Regions from separate parts of the Homo sapiens genome. Here region 2 is linked to region 1. Evidence: chromatin contacts called from ENCODE Hi-C or POLR2A ChIA-PET data. All regions are on one chromosome and are shown on one strand. Each heading gives the region's core, a stretch centred on a gene start or an enhancer-like site at or near the end of the contact. The rest is flanking DNA. Distances are from core to core; before and after follow the strand shown.

Region 1 (2,700 bases), core at 9-2,508:
TCACAACAATGAACTCACTTTCTTTCCCTGGATGAGCTGCTCCAAAGTTCAGCACCTCAGTAAGTGCTCCAATATCGTTCCTGCCACTCCAGCGGGGGCCTCCTCCCCTTCCCCATGCCACCCCCAAGCACAAAGGGGGTGTCCCCATCTCCAGTACTCCTACTTAGTCCTTAGCCTCCTGCCCACTGCACCCTCCCAACCCCTTCCCCAGATGTTATCCAGGATGAGCACTTGAAGATACAAGCCTGATTATCTCATTCGAACCAACCAACTCTTGTAGATCTTGAGCTTTTTAAAGCTTCTTTTTGGGCTTCCTTTTGCTAACAGACTTTTCTCAGTCTGATTCTAGCATGTCTTTTCAAGCCTCTGGTCCTATACCCCTTCACAGGCCTCCTGCTACACGCATACACACACATGTACACACACACACACACACATACATATACACCATACTCTGGCCACGCCCATCTAGTTATTCACACGTGCAGTCCCTGACAGAGTGCCAACATTTGCACTTGAGACATGACACTGATGCTTGTTACATTTATTAAACATACCACATGTATATGTCTTCTGTGCTTTTCCTCCTATTATTCCCTCTGTTGGGAATGTCATCCTCCCTTTCAGCCTAACATAGTCCTAGCCCTTCTCTTCAGGACCTGGCCCAACAGCACCTCCTCCATGAAACCTGCTTCCCTGATGTGTCTCTTACATTCCCACCATCCAAAAACTGACAGCTCTTGCAGGAGGGAGCCATGACGTGCTCATCTTCTGCATCTGCAGCTGGTGCCAGGGACCAGTACATTTGCTGCATGAGTGAATGAACCAACGTCCCAGCAATTCCTGAGCATTCTTAAGGCTGGTCTGTCTCCCCCAGGAAGCCTGGGCCCCCAGCGTCACCGAGCTGTGCACACAGAGAGATAATCATCTTAGTGTCCCTCTGGACCCGGAAGCTGGGTGGTGTCGCTAAGAAAGCCAGAACTGCTTTGCCTTCTATATTGCTACTGAAATTTGCAACTCAAGTGTTGCATAACCAAGGGAACCTGGCTTCCCTCTGAACATCCCTCCCACTTAGTTTGAGAAATAGAGAAAGAGCCAAAGTTAGGTCAAGACTCACCTGAGGAGGCCCCTGGCCCACCATCGAGGTCATGCCTGTCACTCCCCAGGCTGCCCCTCCCGGGGAACAGGGTCATGCGGGGTTAGGGGGCAGCTCACTCCCAGTGGGTAACTGGATTTCCCTGGGGAGGGGAACAAAGAGTGAGAGCATAGGCCGTTCTCACTTCAGACCAGGGAGATTGCGCACTCTCCCTCCTTCCCTCTTGGAGGGAACATCTGCAATTCAGGGACTTCTGCAAAAATTTCACACTCAGGGCTAAGAGCAATTCTATTTCTTGGAGGATTCTAACTTGGCTTAGAGGAGGTTTTTACCCTCCTCCAGTTAAATGGACCAAGTATGTGGGAAATTACCTCACAGAGTCATGCCACCAACACCAAATGAGAGCCATCTGTACAGATGAAACAGTTAGGAGCTTTTGTGTCACTGCGGGCCGAAATGTGTAGCCCATTCATTGTGAGAGGAGGCACTTTATTCCTGAGTTTCTTTTTTTTTTCTAACACAGAAGACGCCTCAGTCAGCGCGTAGGAAACAGGAAGGAACCCGTTGTTTTAAATAGCAGACAGCAGAGAATTGACTCATTATGGTCTGCTTGCTCCGAGAGTGTCAGCCAGAAGGCAGCCAGCCCAGCCCCCACAGCCCCAAGACAAGGGTCAGGGGGCATGGCTGGGATTTTCTCACAGGGAGTCTGAGAGAATCCAGTTCAAACCCTTTTCAGAGGGAACTGGTGAAGCCCTAGGTTTCTATCTTACTAGAGACTTCACCACACAGGGCTGTCTTAAAAAAATATAAGAATAAGAAAAGACAAAAACAAAAGCCCCCGTAAAAACCTACAAGAATACCTGGAAGTCAGACATCCTGTGTTTCCCTTTCCTACCCCGAATGACTCGGAGTAGGACAAACACAGTTGCAAGCCTGCTTTCTTATCTTGGCAATTGCTTCTTTTCACTCTTCTGGGGTTTACAACAGTTGGCCCAGGGGTGTGAGGGAACAGAAGGGAGCAGCATCTGCTGGGACAGAGGGCCCTACACAAAGGTAATTTCATGCAGGGAAAATGCACCCCCCCACCCAATCCCAGGCTGCTGGGCCCAGGAGCCCAAGGGTTAATCTGTCTCAAATCCATCACTGTGACAGCCAAGCACACAAATTAGTCCTGCCCAAGCTGTCCCGACCTCTGAATTTAATTTTTTAAAAGTGCTTTGTATTGTTTCTGATGTTCAGATTGGAGTCCAGGTGTCGTGATGGAACCCGGGGGAGATGAGAGGGTAAGACCCTCGTGTACTGCATCTCACATCACCCTCCAATGTCCTGTGTCTTCTTTGTCAAGGCAGACTAAGGGTGACCTAATTTCCAACACGCAGGCCCAGAAACCTTGAAACTGACCAGCTCGAGCCTCCTTGTAAGCCTCTCCAGCTGTGAAAATCCCCTGGCTCGTAGTCCTATGTCGTCCACATGATGCTTTTCCTGCATTTTGCAGACAACTGCTGATCCCCAAGGGCGGGCCATGCATGGCTGTATCTCCCATCCAGAGAACATCTACAAAGCTCACGCAGCCATGGGGTCTCATAGTTTGACCTGAAACTGAT
Region 2 (2,700 bases), core at 174-2,673, 76 kb before region 1:
TGTATGTTTATGTCATATTTTGTTTATCCATTCATCTGTTTATAGACATTTGTTTCCACTTTTTGGTTATTGTAAATAATGCTGCTATGAACACTGCTGTGCAAATATCTCTTCAGGTCCCTGCTTTCAATTCTTTTGGGTATATGCCTAGGACAGGAATTGCTGAATTGTATGGTAATTCTATACTTAACTTTTTGAGGAACTGCCATGCTGTATTTCACAGCGGTTGCACTATTTTATATTCCCACCAGTGAGGGGGAACCCCACAAGGGTTCCAATTTCTCCACTTCTTTGCCAACACTTGCTATTTTCTGGATTTTATAATAAGAGTCATTCTAATAGGTGTGAAGTGATATCTCATTTTGGCTTTGATTTGCATTTCCCTAATGACTAGTGATATTTAATATCTTTTCACATGCTTATTAGTCAATTGTATCTCTTCTTTGAATAAATGTCTATTAGAGTCCTTAGTCCATTTTTTAAATCAAGTTATTTGATTTTTTGTTTTTGAGTTGTAGGAACTCTTTACATATTCTGGATGTTAATCTCGAATCAGACATGATTTGCAAATATTTTTTCCCATTCTGTGGGTTGCCTTTTTACTCTGCTATTGTGTCCTTTGATCCATAAGAGTTTTTAATTTTGATGAAATTCAGTTTATTTTTTCTTTTGTTTCCTATGATTTTGGTGTGAGGTCTAAGAGTTATTGCCAAATCCATTGTTATGAACCTTTCTTCCTACATTTTCTTCAAAGAGTTTTATACTTTTAACTTTTATATTTAGGTTTTTCATCCATTTTGAGTAAATTTTTTTACATGGTGCAAGGTAAAGGTGCACATATTACTTTTAAAGTTTAAGATAAACAAGAAAATAATATGTAAAATTATTTGTGTCACTAATTCAACAGAATGATGGTTATCTTTATGAAATAACATCTTTGTGAGATTGAAGCAATGCAGTTACTTTTGTTTTTCTCCTCAGAAACTCATAGCTTTGAAAATTACATTGTTCTAACTTTTCCTCCTTATGTTTTACAATGACCTTTGTTTGAATTGTATTGGAAAGTCCAAAATAGCCACTGACCGAAAGGTTAACAATGACTGTCTTCCACAGTGCTCTGAGAAACCTCAGCCCTTGACAGAAGTAGGTAGTTTCCAGCCTGCTTGCTACCCAGAAAGTTCAGCTTCTCATTTGGTCCATGAACAGGGATAAACATAGATTCTGTAAACCTAGTACACTATACACAGTAGGTGATTAGTAAAATCTGTTTAGTGTTTGTCTGGTTGGTTTGTTGACTATCAGATTCCTGGAACTGAGCACATCCCATTAACTGTGATGCCAGCAGTTGACCAGCCCACCTATGTGCCAGGATATATCACGGGACACAGAGAGGTCAGCGTTGGCCTCTCTTGGCAGATCTCCCAGTTCAGGGAAGGAGGGACTCTGCAAGTTTGTCAAGACTTGCAGTTCTCTCCTCCCCCTTGTCTCTCAGGCTGAGTGTTTAGAGTGATCCTATACCCAGGGTACTAGGAGGACACCAGCAGTCCTCACATTAGCAACCCGTGCTGGAGGCCTCTTCTGGGAGACTGTCACCTTTCTGTAGAACTGTCCTGTGAAATGCAACAGCTTCCTTTTAGTGTGCACTTCATCATTTCCTTATTACTGTGTCATCTAATGCTAATAATAACCTGGGAAGGTCGGTGTTTTGGTCCCATTTTACAGTTGAGGAATCTTAGGGTTAATAAGCATGTTTAAGATTACACAGATGGAAGACAAGTCCAAGTCTGGCTGGCTTCAAGGCCCTTCTCTGGACCCTCACAGTATCTAGGCAGTCCCTGATTTCCAGCTTGCATGTCACTGCACTCAGCCTCCAACACTGTCAGGACATGTTATGAAGGATCATTACCCAGAGGCCTATCATCACTCCTTGATTTAGGCTGCAGGGCCTCCACCGTTCAGCAGTAATAGGGGGAAACCACGCCCCAAGTTTAGAGGCAGGTCTTCAGGTCTGCCACCTCCCCTCTGCCCTTACCCATCAAGCTACCCCTGGTGGTGGGAAATGGTGAGAAAAGACAGAAATAAGAAAGATTAAAGAGACCCTGTTCCCACATCCTCCCAACTGAAGTCCCTTACCAATTGTATTAGTCCATTCTCATGCTGCTATAAAGAAATACCCAAGACTGGGTAATTTATAAACAAAAGAGGTTTAATTGATTCAAAGTTCCACATGGCTGGGGAGGCCTCAGGAAACTTACAATCATGGCAGAAGGTGAAGGGGAAGCAAGGCACGTCTTACATGGTGACAGGAGAGAGAGAGACTGCAGGGGAAACTTCCACTTTTAAAACCATCTTATCTCGTGAGGACTCCCTCACTATCACAAGAACAGCATGAGGGAACCACCCCCATGATCCAGTCATCTCCCACCAGGTCCCTCCCTTGACACGTGGGGATTATAATTCGAGACGAGATTTGGGTAGGGACACAGAACCAAGCCATATCAGTGCTGTACCCAGTTGCCTGGTACCTGGTCGTGGGTTTATTAGGGCAGGTGGATAGTGGCCCCATAAAGGATTTGGCTGGGTGTGTGGGCTCTGGATTGGTTGGTTTGTATGCAAAGAACGCATTCACAGGTGAGTTGTTTACTATCTGGGAATTGTCTAACCCTGGAAGGGTTGGTCCCCTCCATGGTCAGTGAGACC

Evidence for each region. Hi-C counts contacts between places; a loop is a spot of excess contacts on that map. ChIA-PET counts read pairs that join two places held with the same protein, here RNA polymerase II (POLR2A). Pooled maps may share reads with other maps.
Region 2: a loop to region 1 is called in a pooled map, with 3 times the contacts of the local background. The contact joins the enhancer-like site here to the promoter of MACORIS in region 1. A Hi-C loop is called at or near these places in 5 of 168 maps with a recorded cell type or tissue (cardiac septum, gastrocnemius medialis, heart left ventricle and 2 more) and 8 of 50 pooled maps. POLR2A ChIA-PET finds 5 or more read pairs at or near these places in 1 of 52 experiments (Panc1).

The regions. Positions count from the first base shown.
Region 1 is chr10:31,706,189-31,708,888 of GRCh38, forward strand. MACORIS (macrophage enriched lincRNA repressor of IFN-gamma signaling) reads right to left here and starts at 1,259. Exons shown (of 2, transcript NR_184023.1): 1 at 1,118-1,259. RefSeq lists an enhancer at 1,508-1,697.
Region 2 is chr10:31,629,910-31,632,609 of GRCh38, forward strand. No RefSeq gene overlaps it. Among named protein-coding and RNA genes, the nearest start is that of MACORIS, 76 kb to the right of the region's middle. Within about 2 kb of position 1,424, at least 3 of the 41 ENCODE cell types and tissues checked have a DNase peak (open chromatin) inside an H3K27ac peak, as active enhancers do; they include heart right ventricle and left ventricle myocardium inferior, where a contact is called at or near this core.